Linked DNA regions of Homo sapiens: region 2 is linked to region 1. Evidence: read pairs that join two places in POLR2A ChIA-PET (ENCODE). Cell type or tissue: endothelial cell of umbilical vein. All regions are shown on one strand. Each heading gives the region's core, and the rest is flanking DNA. Links, peaks and the distances in the headings are about the cores only. Region 1 overlaps SLC1A4 (solute carrier family 1 member 4). Region 2 overlaps LOC105374781 (a long non-coding RNA gene).

Region 1 (8,000 bases), core at 1-8,000:
CCTCCGTGCAAGGATGACACACAACGTGATGTTCCAATGTGAAGCGTTCCATATTTTTTAAATTAAAATAAATAGTAATATTAGCCACCAGATGGCAAAGTTGAGGAGTGAGTTGTGAACAATTTCTTTACATTATTGACTGTGGCGGGTTGTTGTAACTATGCCCATGTCTCTTCTATAGGCAAGATGAAGACAGCACATCTAACAAGGATCCAAATTAATGGCATTGTCTCAGCCTAACTAGTGATGAAAGGAAAATAATAGCAGCTTGTAATTTTTTTTAAAAAAAGGTTCTCACTCTTGACCATTTCTTTTACCTCCCAGGAGGACACCTGAATAGTTTAGAGACAGAAAAAAGCATCAACCTAGGGAGGTGGGTAGTGATGAAGAGCAGACACTAAAGCCAACCACCTGGGTTTGAAGCCCAGCTCTATGACGTACTTGCTGTACGTGCACAAGTCGTTTGTCCTCTCTGTGCCTGAGTGTCCTTATCTGTAAAATGAGACTAGTGAGACCTACAACCTAGAATGGTTGTGAGGATTAAATGAGTTAATATATGAGTGCTTTGCCAATATTCTAGTGTGTCCCACCCTCTCAGGGACAGCTGAGGGCTATTTGATATGATGCATGAATGCTGCTCTTAACTTAATTTCCCCCAAAAGATCCCCACTCCAGGGGTTCAGCCTTACCCTTTCCAGCTGGAATCTAAAACTGGATGGAGGCCTTAAAGAGAGGATGGATTCACACCCCCATCATCAGAGTGCAAGTCCACCAGCCCCAGCCCTTCCTCAGCTCAGCCTTGTAGGGGGTACCAAGATCTGAAGGGTCACATCCCTGTTAACTGGCTCTGTTACAATAAATACTAGCGATAATAAATATTTATCAGGTGTACATACCATGCCATATCCTGTTCTGAAGAGTCTTTGAAATTTTAATAGATTTGGTAAAGAATTTTTGAACTTAAATAAAAGGAAATAATTCTGGAACAAAATATGCCCAAGCAAAAGTAAATTGTTTTACATTCTTTTCATATAGAACAGAGAAATGCATACCACCCTTGACAATAGGATCAGAAGAACAAACAGTATCAGATGTTACAGAACGTTTTTGAAGTTTTTCACTGTGTGAGCTGCATGGGTCTGCACAGCACCTCCCACAGTGGTTCTGCATTGGCCAGTTCAACCTCATTTCATACCAGTTTTTCTGTTTGTTTTAAGTAATGTATTCAAAGAGTCTTATAGCGCTGGAAAAGCTTGTTCATTCATTATCTCCTGGCTTGGACTGACTTGGGCCTCTAGATTTAGTAGTGTATCTTAGAGGTTTCACACGTTTTTAATTTTGACCTACCATAAAAAGTACATTTTACATTATGGCATCCACACTATACCCGCCCCCCAACTCCCACATACTCAAACCAAAACACAGGTTCCACCAAACAATATTTTAAGTGTGATATATACTGATATTTTTGTCTAATGTATTTCATCTTTTATAAAATACTGGTTAAAGCCAATACACTGATTTAATGGTCTACTGATATTTGAGAAACTTTGGCCTAATACATATGTAATTCAAGTAGATCTCTCAGGATCAAACAACAGAAAAAGGAAATATTTGCAAACTTGAATAAGATGAGGAGCTCAGTGCTTAGAAGCATCCTAACACCCAGTGAAAGTGGGTGATGTGCAGAGGCGAACACAGGATGACCATTTGGTCCTCCTGACTTCTGGACTCTGGATTTCAGTACTCTACATCTGGGCTGTCCAATACAATAGACACTAGCCACATGTAGCTATTTAAAATTACTTCAAATGTAAATAAAACTTAAAAATCAGTTCCTTGGTGGCACTAGCTACATTTCAAGTGCTCTATAGTCCAACATGGCAGCACAAATGCAGGCATTTCAGTTGGACAGTGCTGGCCTAGATGGAGCAGAAATGGGAGATGCTCAGTGACTGGGCATTGGTGTCTCTATGTGCTAAATGAGGGGATAGAACTGGATCACCTCTAAAATCCCTTCCAGCTCACTGTCTCTGATTTCAAAAGCCCATGAAGCTACTGTGTGAACATGAGGAGTTGGGAAAAATGCCTGAAGACAGAGCTCTGGGAAGCAAAACTGTTTGCCAGAGAGGCAGCTGATCCCGGATTAGAAGAGAGCTCAGGAGTAAGAACCAGAGTTTACCGCAGCATCTGTGTCTGAAAGCCAAAGGAGAGAGGGAAAGTAGAGGACAGAGAAACATGTTGCTTTATTCTGGCAGCCTCATCTCCTTGCCCTTGGTGACAGCAGGAGGGCACTGCTCCTGCTCTTGGTCTGTGGCAAGCAGAGGATGAAAGCAAAGGAGGATGCTTTCTATGGTGCTTCAGCTCACTGCCACCAGGAGAGCCCTTCCCAGAGATTGTTATCTGAGAAATGAGCTGTATAATCTAAAAAAAAGTTCAGCCCTCCCATTGAATGTACGTATTTTTTAGTTGGAAAATCTCTAACAGTTATTACCATACTTTTTTATATAAGTTTTTAAACAATTTCAAGGTAGGATTTATATACAATAAATGCACCCACTTTAAAGGTCCAGTTCAATGAGTTCTGACAAATGGATAACTCATGTGACCACCACCACAATCAAGATACTGAACTTTTCCATCACCTATGACTCTTCTCAGCAATCCCCATTCTCCACCCCTGGCCTCAGGCAGCTGACCTGCTTTTTATCACTATAAATTAGTTTGGCTTTTTCTAGAGTTTCATATCAACAGAATCATTCAGTATGCACTCTCCTTTGTCAGTCTTGTTTTGCTCAGCACAGTGTTGCTGAGATTATCCATGTTGTTGCGTATATCACTTGGCTCCTTTTTATTGCCAAGTGGTATTCCGTTGTATGGAGTTTTCATAATCTTTGTATCCCTTCATCTGTTGATGGACATTTGGGTTTTGGACTATTATGAATAACGCTGTTATGCATACAGTTCCTTTTTGCAGGCATATATTTTTATATTTCTTGGGTAAATATCTAGGAGTGGGCCGGGCGTGGTGGCTCATGCCTGTAATCCTAGCACTTTGGGAGGCCAAGGTGGGCAGATCACTTGAGGTCAGGAGTTTGAGACCAGCCTGGCCAACATGGTGAAACCCTGTCTGCATTAAAAATACAAATTGGCAGGCGCAGTGGCTCACGCCTGTAATCCTAGCACTTTGGGAGGCTGAGGGGGGCAGATCACGAGGTCAGGAGATTGAGATCATCCTGGCTAACATGGTGAAACCCCGTCTCTACTAAAAATACAAAAACAAAATTAGCCAGGTGTGGTGGCGGGCGCCTGTAGTCCCAGCTACTCGGGAGACTGAGGCAGGACAATGGTGTGAACCTCGGAGGCGGAGCTTTCAGTGAGCCGAGATCACGCCACTGCCCTCCAGCCTGGGAGACAGAGCGAGACTCCGTCTCAGAAAAATAAATAAATAAATAAATAAATAAATAAATTAGCCGGGCGTGGTGGTGCACACCTGTAGTCCCAACTATTCGGGAAGCTGAGGCAGGAGAATCTTTTGAACCCAGAGGCGGAGGCTGCAGTGAGCCGAGATCTGCCACTGCACTCCAGCCTGGGCAACAAAGTGAGACTCTGTCTCCAAAAAAAAAAAAAAAAATCTAGGAATGGAATTGGTGAGTCCTATGGTAAGTGTATGTTTAACTTTATCAGAAACTGTCAAAACACATCACATTTTTCTTAGGAACTTGATTTTTGGGGGGCAGAAGTTGCTCTTTTGCTTCTGGACCCCTCTGTTCCCATTGGATTTTGCAGACTAGATATTGTAGACAGTCTGAAAACAGGTCGGTGTGCCAGTGGCTGTTAGGTGTAGAAGTTCTGGGTTAAGGACAGGGCCTGTTCTGGGTGAGATGTTACTGGGTTATTGCTTGTATGAAAAGATTGGGCAGGACAGATAGACAGAATTAAACAAATAGTGTTGTGCTCTTTAGAAGAGAATGCATTCAAGGCTGTGGGAAAGGCTGTGCTTGTACCAATTGAGGAAACAGCTAATCCCTGAAGGATGTGAGGTATTTGCCGGGGGAAATTGTTTCCCATGAGGAAAGTGGAGGTCTTCTAACCCAACTCTTTTCTGAACTTCCCGGTCCTCATGGAAAGAGAAACTTAGAGCAGCTCAGTCTGTCAACAACTGAGGATTGTTGTGTGGTGGATACAGAACAGAGAGACTTTGGCACAGGGCCCCTTGCTGCTTCTGACTAGGGCAGAAAATGGAAATGAAATGCCAAAGGTAGTCCCCAAGACTAAAATATGTAAGAAAGTTGCTTTGTAATGGAAATAATAACAAATGTAAGTTGTTATTCATCTATACTCCGAAAACTAGCCAATATAAGTTGCTAGTCTGTTTCTACTTTTTAAAAAGTAAATATAGCTGTGATAAGAATCAAACTTCTGGTCACAGTTTTGCAACAATTTAATTCAGCTAAAGATTAATTTTTTCTGCTTAAATGCAGACATGTACTCTGGTATTCTCTAAATATGCTAAAAGCAACTCAGGTTCTATGGACAAGTTTGGGAAATGCTGTGTTGCAGGCTGTGTATGCTGGCCGTCCTGTGAGAGCACCCTAAGTGTTCTAATGCATTGATTTTTGCATCTTATTAACTTTGTTGGCTGATACATTGCTGCATAACAAACTACTACACATTTAACAGCTTAAACAGCTTAAAATCTCACATATTTACTATCCTACAGTCTCTCTGGGGTCAGGAATCTTGGGACAGTTTAGTTAGGTCCTCTGCTTCAGAGTCTCTTACAAGGCTGCAATCGGAGGTGTTGGTCAGGGCTAGGTTCTTACCCACAGGTCCACCTGGGGAGAGATTCACCTCTGAGGTCATGTTGTTGTTGGCAGAATTCAGTTCCTTGAAGTTTGGACTGGGAGCCTCAGTTGGCTCTTGGCTGGAGACCACCTGCAGTTTCTAGTCTCGTGGGCCTTTCTAACATAGCAGCTTGCTTCATCAAAGTATGCAAGCAGAAGACAATAAGAAGAGTCAGCTAGCACAATGGAAGCTACAACCTTATGTAACCAAATCGTGGATGTGACATCCCATCACCTTTGCTGCATTTGTTCATTAGAAGCAAGTCATAGGTCCACCCAGACTAAAGGGATTACCCAAAGGTGTGAATACCAGGAGGCCATCTTAGACTCTGCCTGCCACAGCTGGGTTGCAGCCAGACCTGCCTACCTCTGAAACCCAATGCACTGCAAATAGTTGCCTGGAGATCCTGGTGAGCAACCCAGCTTCTTACAGAAGTAAGAATTAGTGGATAAGTTTGACACAAATTGTTAAGAATGATCCAGAGTCTTTTGCTCTTCTAGACTTACTCTTCTTGCAGGAAGTGAGAACAAATGGACTGTCAGCTGGAATAGAATTTCTTGTATATCAAGACCAGCATCCTACACAGAGCCCTCAGTAAAACTATTTGCATGAACAGATTTTGGGCTCCATCAGCTCGATTGCCCTACTTTTATAACAAATGTTTATAATATCCTTAATTCTAAGATGAAATCCATAAATAAAATGTCCCTGCCCACATAATTTCAAAATATCAATATGATGTAACTGTAATATACAAAAGGAAAATAATTATAACAAAAACAATGTGTCTCAATATATACATGCTCTAAAATAAAGTGGTTGAATGCTTACTCCTGAACTCAGAATCACTGCTAATGAAATAGTTATAAATGCAGACTGTTACTTGACACTGGGTGTGGAATTAGGGACTCAGATTCTACAATTTGCACTGGTGGTGTGATTTTCCAGGAAGACAAATAATATTTGGAAACATTCTGAACAAAGCAAAACAAAAACCACCCCATAATTTACAAGGAGTTACACTTCTGGAAAATTCAGCGTATGTTCAAATTGTGAAAAACAGAACCTTGTTTTGGAATTAGTTTAGTCTTGAGTAATTATAGATAAGGTTTTTATCTACACGTATGTCATGCAAGACATTGGAGGGCCTTGAGATAATTCATTATACAGGACTCTACTGCATTTAACAGGACAAATGTGTGGGACCTGGCATTTCTCCCTACACACTCCCCCCAATTGGGGAATGCCTCAATTTTGCAACAACAAAAACGCCCTTGGATTTCACTAGTGAGCAGTGACACTTGACATTGCAAACCACTGCAATGGTGCCTAACCTCTAGGTGAGAGGAAAGCAATGCAGTTATAGACTTGGTTGGACACCATTAAGTTCAGATATCAAGGAGTACCATGAGAGAGATGGAAATGAAAATCAGTGGCTTCAAAGTATCTACTGTGGCCCAGCAGCGCAGGCACAGTTAGGGTGCTTAAATCAAGCAAAAGGTGCAGTGTCAGCTAGGGGTGGAGAGAGAACACTGTGTTAGGGTTTTAGAAGTGGACATCTCAAAGCAGATACTTTGCACACTGAATTTTAAGAATACTGATGAAGACAGGTACCATGGCTCACGCCTGTAGTCCCAACACTTTGGGAGGCTGAGGCAGGAGGATCACTTGAGCCCAAAAGTTCAAGGCTGCAGTGAGCTGCAATCACACCACTGCACTCCAGCCTGGGCAACAGGGACCTCATCTCTAAAAAATTGTTTTAAAAGAATACTGACAGAATGCTTTCTTTTCCAACAGAAACCTGTTTCCCTCCAATCTTGTGGTTGCAGCTTTCCGTACGGTAAGGCTTGATACTTTGCTAAAAATATGAAACTTTGATGGAAGAAATGTACCAATTACTGCTATAGAGTTAGGTAAGGTAGAACAGGGAGAGATGGTGGTGTTAACAAAACTTGGTAAGATTGGCCTAAACTTTTATCAATGGGTACCTAGAGTTAAAAAACAACAACAATAAAATAAATAAATAAAGACTGAACAAACAAAACTTTCCAAAATGTCCCACTGGTTCCAAAATTTGTTTACATTACCTAAGAAATACCCTCAAATCACATTTTGGGGATGTCTTAAATATTGTACACTTTTTTAAAAAAATACACTTTTATCTTTTTTTCTGACTATAAAGATAATATGTGCTCACTGCAAAAAAATAAAATAAAATACAAAGAAGTGTCAGAAAACAAAAATCATCCATAGTCACTGTCTAGAGCTACCCATTATTTTGGTATACCTCTTTCAGATATGTTTTTTCTATGCGTGTATACACATACATTTTAAAAATAAGCATACAGGCTGGGCGCAGTGGCTCATGCCTGTTATCCCAGCACTTTGGGAGGCCAAGGTGGGTGGATCACTTGAGGTCAGGAGTTCAAGACCAGCCTGGCCAACACGGTGAAACCCCGTCTCCATTAAAGATACAAAAATTAGCCAGGTGTGGTGGCGTGCACCTGTAACCCCAGCCACCCAGGAAGCTGAGGCTGGAGAATTGCTCGAACCTGGGAGTTGGAGGTTGCAGAGAGCCGAGATCACACCACTGTACTCCAGCCTGGGCAGCAGAGTGAGACTCTATCTCAAAATAAATAAATAAATAAATAAATAATAAAATAAAGATAAGCATACATAGTATGGACACACACTACACATGTTGCTTCATAGCCTGCTGTTTTTTTTTAAGGCAGTATATTGTGAATATTTTCTCATGTCGGTAGCTACCCTTCTGCATAACGCCACGGCTGTAGAGTATTCCATTGTAAGAGTATAACATAATTCTCCTCTACTAGTCCCCTACCGATGGATGTTCAGGTTGTTTCTGGTTTTCCCCTATTTTTTGGCAATGCTGCAAGTAACAGTCCTGTGACCATTCTTTTTTTTTTTTTTTTTTTTTTTTTGAGACAGAGTCTCACTCTGTTGCCCAGGCTGGAGTGCAGTGGCGCGATCTTGGCTCACTGCCAGCTCCGCCTCCCAGGTTCACGCCATTCTCCTGCCTCAGCCTTCCAAGTAGCTGGGACTACAGGCGCCTGCCACCACACCCAGCTAATTTTTGTATTTTTAGTAGAGATGGGGTTTCACCGTGTTAGCCAGGATGGTCTCGATCT
Region 2 (10,023 bases), core at 863-8,862, 490 kb after region 1:
CCTGCTGCCAGAGAAGGACATGGAGAAAAGGAGGTTTTTTTTTTTTTCCCCACACACTTTCGAAAAATTCAGAAATAACTTTTTGTTCCAGCGTTCACATTTTTAATATATCAAAATGATAAGTTTATAACTTATAAAACAGTTAGTTTTGAGCTTAAAATGTGAATTTTGATCTGTGATGAGTGCTGAAAACTGAAACACTACTTTTTTTGTTTTTTTTTTTTTAACTATTTGCAGTCTTAATTTTCCCACTCCAGATAAAACTCAACCTTTACCATGCATGACACATATCTTTCTGGATGTTTTCTGTCGCTTTGAAAACGACTACGGTCAGACCTTGGTACTCAAACAGAAGAAGATGTAGATGAGTTCTTTCCTTCTCTTTAGAATTCTGCTCTTTCCTCTCGGGTTTATTTTAACTCGAATCCCATCTTTCTCCCACTTTCCCAACCCCCTCCCTTATTCTCACCTATCATCTGCTTTGGAAGAGGGAGCTGGATTCTCAAATTGAAGACTCCTTGCTATATTTGGTTAAAATCTCGATGTTGGGTTGAGGGCACTTAGACATCAGCCAAACCACGTCACCCCACTTTGAGTCCTGATGTGTGTATGTAAGAAGCGTGTGAAACATCCCACTTCTAATGAAACTTATCTTCCCATTTTTGCATGGTGAGTCAGTGGTCCTCCCACAAGATGAGTTCTAGTGAATCAACAAAGTGAAACGGGATTTAGTGAAAAGAATTCACCTGTTATGCCTATCCACTGTAGATAGAGGGATCATCTCCTCCTCCTTCTATGGGTTGCATGAGGACTTCTCAGAGTCAATGTCTGACTGGTTACAAGAGAAAAGGTTCATGTGCAGCACCAACAGAGGACGGGATCTAAGGAGACCCACACCACTGTGCCCTACTGGGTCACTTTCAGAAGCCAAGTGATATCTTTTGAGATTCCTAAGTACCTTAGCTGAGGCACCTATAATAAAAGACAAGTTAACAAGAAAGAAGCATATTCAGGCCAGGTGCAGTGGCTCACGCCTGTAATCCCAGCACTTTGGGAGGCTGAAGCATGTGGGTCACCTGAGGTCAGGAGTTCAAGACCACCCTGGCCAACATAGTGAAACCCCATCTCTACTAAAAATACAAAAAAAATTAGCTGGGCATGGTGGTGAGCATCTGTAGCCCCAGCTACTTGGGAGGCTAAGGCAAGAGAATCACTTGAACCCTGGAGACAGAGGTTGCAGTGAGCCGAGATCACACCACTGCACTACAGCCTGGGCGACAGAGCGAGACTCCATCTCAAACAAATAAATAAACAAATAAAAATAAGCATATTAACTTATTTAATATATTTGATGTAGCATGCGGCCTTCAGAAATGAAGAACCGGCTGAGCGTGGTGGCTCATGCCTATAATCCTAGCACTTTGGGAGGCTGAGGCAGGCAGATCACCTGACGTCAGGAGTTTGAGACCAGCCTGGCCAACATGATGAAACCCCGACTCTACTAAAAATACAAAATTAGCTGGGCGTGGTGGCACTTGCCTGTTGTCCCAGCTACTCGGGAGGCTGAGGCAGGAGAATTGTTTGAACTTGGGAGGTGGAGGTTGCAGTGAACCGAGATCACACCACTTCACTCCAGCCTGGGCAACACAGCAAGACTCCATCTCAAAACAAACAAACAAACAAAAAAATGAAGAACCACGAAAGAGGGAAGCTTGTGTGGTTTTTTTTTTTTTTTTTTTTTTTTTTTGAGATGGAGTGTTGCTCTGTCACCCAGGTGGAGTGCAGTGGCGCGATCTCAGCTCACTGCAACCTCTACCTCCCAGGTTCAAGCGATTCTCCTGGCTCAACCTCCCGAGTAGCTGGGGCTACAGGCGAGCGCCACCACGCCTGGCTAATTTTTGTATTTTTAGTAGAGACAAGGTTTCACCATGTTGGCCAGGCTGGCCTTGAACTCCTGACCCCAGGAGATCTGCCCGCCTTGGCCTACAAAGTGCTGGGATTACAAGTGTGAGCCACTGCACCCAGTCAAGCTTGTGTTTTTTTATGTTTAGGTTTGATGAAGAGTGGACAGTCACTGAGAGGTATGATTGGACAAAGGGGATATGACCTAATAGTAATCAACTGGGGGGAATTTAGCAAGATTCGTTTGTTCAAATTCTTCTCTGTGTCTCTGTGTCTTCAGGGATAAGGACATTTCTTTCCTTCAGGCATAGGGAGGGCACCTCTGAAATTAGGGTATTTATTTACTTATTTTGTGACAGAGTCTCACTCTGTTGCCCAGGCTGGAGTACAGTGCTCACTGCAACTCTGCCTTCCTGGCTCAAGTGATCCTCCCACCTTGCCACCATGCTCAGCTAATTGTTTAACATTTTTATAGAGATGAGGTCTCACGATGTTACCCAGGTTGGTCTTGAACTCCTGGGCTCAAGTGATCCTCCCACCTCGACCTCCCATAGTGCAAGCTGCCTCGTCTGGCCTGAATGAGGGTTTTATGACCTATCAACTACTTTTTTTTTAAGACGAGATTTTGCTTTGGTGCCTAGGCTGGAGTGGAGTGGCACCATCAAAGCTGCAATGTGCAGCCTTGACCGTATGGGCTCAAACAATCCTCCAACCTTAGCCTCCGGAGTAGCTGGGACCATAGATGTGCACCACCATGCTTGGCTAATTTTTTGATTTTTTTGCAGAGTCAGGGTCTCACTATGTTGCCCAGGCTGGTCTTGAATTCACGGCCTCAAGCAGTCCTCCTGTCTTGGCCTCCCAAAATGCTGGGATTACAGGCGTGAGCCACTGCACCTGGTCCTTATGACCTACTTTAGGGGAATGTAAGCACATCCTTTTCCGGTCTGTTTCAGGGGAGAAGGTCAAGAAAAGGTCAGAGAGACCTTCCAGCTTCTGCTGTTTTCTCAAATGCCAAGGTGCCATATTTTGGGGTAGTGTGTTCTGAACCCCATCACAATAAAATGATGAGTTATTGCGTTGGCCACCCCTACGCAGAACCTTCTGAGAAGATTTATGAAATGCATCTCAGGAACATCCTAGGGTTGGGGGAGAGGAAATGGGGAAGCATTTATCCTTTGCTCCCAGGCCCCCATGGGCAAAGATTGCCCCATAGGCATCAATACACCTGTATTTGCCTTGTCTAGGGCAGGGTGTGGGGAAAGCCAGGGGCATGATCCTTACATAAGCTTGTTGGTTACATAATGTCACTTCAACAATGCCTGGTATCTTGCTGAAGAAATGGCAAACTATTTTTAACCTCTTGGGACTTGCATCCTGGGACTTGCCTTCCTATAGCCCTGGCTATAAAACTCTAGGTGGCCCAATGTAAGGCTGGTAAGAATGGTGGTTGTGGAATTTCTATTTGAAAGGAGCCTTGGGGCAGCCATCTGTTTGGGACTTGGCGTAGGCTGTGAAGAACAGACATTGTGTTTACTTAGATTGTATGTGTATTTAGCGCATGCTGAAGGAATATGAGGGGTTGTTAGCTGTGAACACAGCCACCAAGAGCAAGACCTGTGGGCACGGTGGCTCATGCCTCTAATCCCAGCACTTTGGGAGGCTGAGGTGGATGGACTACTTCAGCCTAGGAGTTCGAGATCAGCTTGGGCAACACAGACTCCATCTCTATTTTTTTTCACTTCTTTTTTTGAGATGGGGTCTCACTGTGTTGCCCAGGCTGGAATGTGGTCATGCGATCTTGGCTCACCACAGCTCCAACCTCCTGGGCTCAAGCAATCCTCCCACCTGAGCCTCCCAAGTAGCTGGGACTATAGGCATGTGCCACCACACCTATCTAATTTTTGTATTTTTTTTTTTTGTAGAGATAGCATCTCACTATGTTGCCCAGTCTGGTCTCGAACTCCTGGGCTCAAGCCATCCTCCCATCTTAGCCTCTCAAAGTGCCAGGATTATAGGCATGAGCCATCATGTCTGGCCCATCTCAATTTTTGAGAAAATAAATTAAAAACAAAAAGGGTAAGGTTCTTCTTGAGCACATTCTGCCTGAGGTAGCCCAGAATCTTCAAGGCTTTCCACGCCTGATTGCTCCTTACAAAATGGTGCCGAGTATTTGGCTGGGCTCTCTCTCTTTCTTATCCAGTGTGCCAATCTCTCCTGCCCACGCCCTCACTGGGGTGAAGGGTGAAGGTAAGCAAAGAAGAAATCCTGTCCCAGCACAGGAGCTGTAAATGAGGTCTCAATTGCCAAGGCTTCAGGGAAATGTCTTCAGCCCCCTAAGTATGTGAAACTCCCGAGTTCCAAGTGGTGTGATCCAAGCACAACAGTAAGACTGGCAGTTACACAGTGTCTTCTGGTGCCAAGTTTTCAGACTGGGGAGCCACAGCGGTCACATGCGTCATCTTACTCAATCAGCCCTCTTAGACCTGCAAGAAAGGTGACTTGTTCAGTATGTGGTTTGTATACTTTATCCATGTCTTGGCTTGAAAAGTAGTCGTGAATTACCATGTATCTACAATCCTCAGCTATTGTCTCTTGAACCATGGTTTCCCTCCTGGTAAACATCTTTTTCAATCACCCCCTTTGACTCCCCAGTTGTTCTGACCTGAGGAAAGGTGGGGGAGGCAGAGTGATGAAGAGAATCACCTGGTATGTCCTGGCTTTATGGCTTTGCTCATGTGCCTCTCCCCTTTCGTTTTCCCTCCCCAGCTCTGCTCCTAGCCAGCAAACTCCCCTCATTCTCTAAGCCTTACTTTTCCAGGGCAGCTGTCCACTCCAGTTCCCAGGGGCCACCTTCTCTGAAAACATGGCACTTCTCTGCTCAACGCACTTGGCCATGAATCAGTTGAGCCTGATGGAAGCTCTGGTCTTGTCATTTATCTTTCCAGGCACTTCTACCTTATCTTTGTCCCTCTCCCACACCCTCTAGTAGATTGTAAGCTCCTCGAATTTGCTTTAATTTGTGACCTCCACAGGTCCTAATTCAGTGTCTTAGACATAAGAGGAATCAATAAATGAACAGAAAAAAGGTACATGACAATCTGGGGAAGGACACTCTGATGGCCCCTGTCTCCACTGGGTCTTAAACATGTTTGAGAAATTGGCTGATCTCTAGCATCCAATAATGAACACTGTACCAGTGCTTGTCAAGTTTGCTTGCTACCATCTTCCTTCCTTTCACACCATGATTGAATACCCTATCTGACATGCAGTCATTAAGAGTGTGAACTTCAGAGAGAGACCACCTTGGTTCAAATCCCAGCTCTTCTGTGTGACCTTGGGCAAGTGACTTAAGCTCTCTGAGCTTCATTTTTCTCATTTGTAAAATGGGGATAATAATAATAGTGGTGGCCTCTTAGGGTTGTCATGCAGATAAGATGAGGTAATTCACAGAAAGCATTTGGCAGTGTGAGTTCTCAGAGAAATATGGTTTTTGGCTGTCTGTGGGGAGCTCACCATCCAACAGGAAAATACACATTAATGCAACTATGTGTTTTAAGTTGGATGCCCTCAGAAACTGATCTGATGATACAGATTTGAGTGCAAATCGTGTATTTGAGAGGCGACCCCAGGAGGCACAGGTAAGAAAGAGGGGAAGTGAGACAGTACAGGATACGTTAATGAGCAGGTTCCCACTGTGGGCCCTCAGGTTCATTCCTGCTGGGGACCTCTGGGAGACTGCAGAGAGAAACCTCAGAGTTGTCTCTCCTCTTGCCAAGGGCAAGAAAGTTGGGGTCTTTTTCATCACCTCCTGTTACTCATTGCTTGAGGGTTGCTCCCAAAGGGTTTCCTCCCCTGTGCTTTCAGGACAGTCTCCCCAGGCAGCCAAAGACAGTTCTTAGACCATGAGTCAAAGATACTTGCAGAAGAAAGCCTGGGGTCAGGGTCATGGTCCCACTGGACCCTGTGCTGGGGGGAATCTCTGGATGGGGCATCGACTGTGACAGCCCTTGTTCTGAGTTCTGCTGTTATCCATAAGAGTTGGTGGAGAAAAATTGTAACCTTTCTGAGGTTGTTCAAGGGGAAGGTTTAGGTATGGGAGCATATGCTTCTGAAGAAAACCCTGCTGCCTCTTTAACGACTTGATTGTCAAGTGGCATCTCTGAAATCTCAGCGCCCACCAAGCTCTTTCAGCACTGAGGGTCAGCTCTGGAAGTGCAGAGACTGTTGCCTGCACTCGCTCGAGGGGAGGGCCCCACCCTCATTATCTCACTGGGATTTTATGACCCTGCTGTGTGAGCAGCAGTGCACAGCTGGGGCAGGAAAGAGCAACCTCACAGATTCAAAAAGGATAATGCTGCTTCCCGCACCTTCCCCACTTTTCAAAACTGGAAATAGCAGAGGCAAGGGGAAAAAATGTGCAGAAAGCACAGCAAATTGGGGGAAAAGCTGTTGCAGTTTTGCCTTTGTATGTTCCTCATTAAGGTTTGCCTTTTTCCTGCCATGATTGTCTCCAGAACTTATGGTTGAAAGGAAATGGGCTTGTGAGTAAAGCTGGAGAGAAATCAAGAAGTTATACTGAAATAGTAGTGGCAAAAAAAAAAAAAAAAGATGAAGTCAAGAAGTATTCGTTATTCCACAGGGAGATTTAGGGGGCCCATGGGGGTCTCATAGCAAGTGTGACTTCTAGACATAGCCAGACCAGGAAGTACAAGACAAAGTGACTTAAAGGTGCTTGTAAGAAACCCCCAGGCTCACAATTCTTCACACCTCATACTCACACCTACATCTTTTCCCTCCTGGTTCATTTAAAGCTTATTTTAGCTTTTAGTTTTAGGTAATTTCATACCTGCAGTTTTGATTTTTATTTATTTTTATTTACGTTTTGTTTCTCAGAGACAGAGTCTCATTTTGTTGCCTAGGCTGCTCTTGAACTCCTGGCCTGAAGTGATTCTCCCACCTTGGCCTCCCAAAGTGTTGGTATTACAGGTGTGTACCACTGCGCCAGGCCTGATGTTTTACATTCATCTTTGCCTCTATCCGTGAGTGTACTGGGTTGAGTAGTGTCTCCCCAAAATTCATGTCCACACAGAACCCCAGAAAGTGGTCTTATTTGGAGATAAGGTCTTGCAAATTTGTTAGGTGGGTGCAAAAGTAATTGCAGTTTTTGCCATTGAAAGTAATTGCAAAAACCGCAATTACTTTTGCACCAACCTAATAATTAGTCAAGATGAAATCACGCTGGATTAGGGAGGCCCTAAATCCAGTATGGTTAGTGTCTGATAAGAAGAGGGAAGTTTGGACACAGAGACACAGAAACACAGGGAAAGAGGCCATGTGAAGGTGGAGGCAGAGATTGGAGTGGTGTAGCTGCAAGCCAAGCAGTGCCAAGGTTTGCCAGCCACCCTTAGAATCTAGGAAGAAGCAAGGAAAGATTCTTCCCTAGACCCTTCAGAGGGAGTGTGGGCTTGCCAACAGCTTGCTTTCTGACTTGTAGCCTCTAGAACTGTGAGAAAACACATTTCTGTTGTTTGAAGTCACCCAGTTTGACAGCTCTGGGAGAGTAATCCAGAGTAGAAGCCACCTGAGGGCAAGGATGATGGTTTATTCACCTTATGCCTCTCTGCAGTGTTTAGTTCCAAACATGGCTGACTCAAGATGTTAAACGGAGCTTCATAAAAAGATGTTACTGGAAGGTATGGCTCTTTCTAGCCTGACTGCTGTCACAGCTGTAGAAATGAGGTTGTCAATCTGAGAGCAGGGCTCAGGGGTTTGGAGACTAGGTAGTTTCCTCTTGGGAGGACATGACAGTATTGGGGAAGGGAAACACTCAAGATGGTGACCCAGGACCTCCTGAATCTGTCTCCCAATTGTGGCTAGAGCTGGCCTGGTTTCTGGGCCCCCACATCTAATTATGTGGATTCCATGGTGGCTCCCGCCTGTAATCTCAGAACTCTGGGAGGCTGAGGCGGGTGGGTCGCTTGAGCTCAGGAGTTTGAGACCAGCCTGGACAGCATGGTGAAACCCTGTCTCTACAAAAAATTACAAAAATTAGCTGGATGTGCTGATGCGTGCCTGTAGTCACAGCTCCTCAGGAGGCTGAGGTGGGAGGATTGCTTGAACCCAGGAGGTCGAGGCTGCAGTGAGCCCTGATAATGCCACTGCATTCCTGCCTGGGTGACAGAGCAAGAGCCTGTCTCAAAAAAATAATAATGATTATTATGTGGATTCAAAGAGACTCAGATGCTCCTTCTACGAGCGGGGGCAAATCCTTGGGCATCCGAGGTCCTGACCGTGGATTACCCCAGCTGGTCTCCAGAGGACTTCTGAGTATCACCATGGGTGGGGACAAGAGGGTAGTGGGTTGGGGTTGAAGTCGACTTTAGCAAATAGCTCATTGTTCTCTTTCACCCTTCTGTGAAAGAGGATCAGAAGTTCAGGGCATGGCTCTAAGGAAGTTCCTGGCAGCTCTGTTTAGAGTAGCAAGATTTTGGAAATGACCCAAGTGTCTGACAATAGATGATTGGTTAGATAAGGTATGGGTTAGCCAGACGTTGGAATTTTATTCAGCCACTAAAAATGATGTCGTAGATGATTGTTTATTGACATGATAGGAGGATATCCTGTATGGAAAACACATATAATATTTTACACTTATGATATGTGCAAGATATATGTATGCAGGCATAGGAAAAAATCTACAAGGGCATAAGAGCAAGGTCTTAACAAGAGTTTTCTCTGGTTAGATAATGGATGATTTTTTTCCTCTTACGGTTGGGGGATATATTTTTGTAATATAAAACCAAAGTTATTTTTGTTTTAAGAAATGCTCCTGGCCAGACGCGGTGGCTCATACCTGTAATTCCAGAACTTTGGGAGGCCAAGGCGGGCAGATAACCTAAGGTCAGGAGTTCAAGACCAGCCTAACCAACATGGAGAAACCCCATCTCTACTAAAAATACAAAATTAGCCAGGCATGATAGTGCAGGCCTGTAATCCCAGCTAGTCCGAAGGCTGAGGCAGGAGAATCACTTGAACCCAGGAGGCAGAGGTTATGGTGAGCCGAGATCACGCCACTGCACTCCAGCCTGAGCAACAAGAGTAAAACTCTGTCTCAAAAAAAAAAAAAAAGAAATGCTCCTGCAGGCCAGGTGCAGTGGCTCATGCCTGTAATCCCAGCACTTTGGGAGGCCGAGGCAGGTGTATCACCTGAGGTCAGGAGTTGGAGACCAGCCTGGCCATCAAGGTGAAACCCCCTCTCTACTAAAAATACAAAAATTACCCGGGCATGGTGGCAGGTGCCTGTAGTTCCAGCTACTTAGGAGGCTGAGACAGGAGTATTGCTTGAACCCGGAAGGCAGAGGTTGCAGTGAGCAGCTGAGATCGCACCACTGCACTCCAGCCTGGGCAACAGAGTGAGACCCCGTCTCAAAAAAAAAAAAAAAAAAAAAAAAAAGAAATGCTCCTGCAGTATTCTATAGGTTGTGCCATGAGCGTCCTCCTTCCTTTTCTCTTATGAGAACTCACTTTTCTGCATTTTTTGCATAGGATTGGGCTCTCTTTCTTAATGTGTCAGCAGAGAGTCATGGCAGCAACGCAGAGAAAACCTCGTTACCGGGGCAGATGTGAAGTTTACCAGAAGCTTTTCCAGCCCCTTGGGCACCACCTCTTTGGTGCTGAGAATGGCTGAGCTCACCTGAGATGGTTTCCTTCCTTCTCTGCCCTTTCCACTGTGCAGGGTGGCTGGGACTTCCCTGACCTCCACCAACCCTGACCTTCCAACCTTGAGTCTACCTTGGATTCTCTCTATTCAGTCTCATCTTGCTTGAAATACTAAACCATATCCCATGTCTCCAAATATTGATTTTTAAAAGCTATATTGTTCCACTGCACTTCAACTCAGCCAACATTTATTTTACTGCTTATTTTGTGCCAGGCACTGAGGCAAGCTCTTGGGTAATAATGATCACCAGGACAAGGGTCTATGGCCAAGAAGGGATTGGAGCTAATGGAGCATCTATTAGGTGCCAAGCCCTTTGCTGAGGACCTTGTATACATTCTCACTTTTAATTTAATCTGTACAGGAATCCTTTGAGTGAGCACTAATATTTTTATGGTACAGAT

The links. ChIA-PET counts read pairs that join two places held together with the same protein. Peaks named below come from ENCODE experiments on the same cell type or tissue, not always from the same donor. Only the 100,000 strongest peaks of a DNase experiment are listed, where the experiment ranks them.
Region 2: POLR2A ChIA-PET joins it to region 1 with 6 read pairs; 2 of 35 experiments call an interaction of 5 or more read pairs at or near these places.

Annotation. Positions count from the first base shown.
Region 1 is chr2:64,994,803-65,002,802 of GRCh38, forward strand. It overlaps SLC1A4 (solute carrier family 1 member 4), which reads left to right. Exons shown (of 8, transcript NM_003038.5): 2 at 6,646-6,688. It also overlaps the pseudogene RNU6-548P. Among named protein-coding and RNA genes, the nearest start is that of SLC1A4, 9.4 kb to the left of the region's middle. In endothelial cell of umbilical vein, for the core only: no CTCF peak of the experiment used is centred there; a DNase peak (open chromatin) is centred at 4,179; H3K27ac peaks cover 699 bases.
Region 2 is chr2:65,483,312-65,493,334 of GRCh38, forward strand. It overlaps LOC105374781 (a long non-coding RNA gene), which reads right to left. Exons shown (of 3, transcript XR_940192.3): 3 at 4,310-4,385. Among named protein-coding and RNA genes, the nearest start is that of SPRED2, 56 kb to the left of the region's middle. In endothelial cell of umbilical vein, for the core only: no CTCF peak of the experiment used is centred there; no DNase peak of the experiment used is centred there; H3K27me3 peaks cover 406 bases.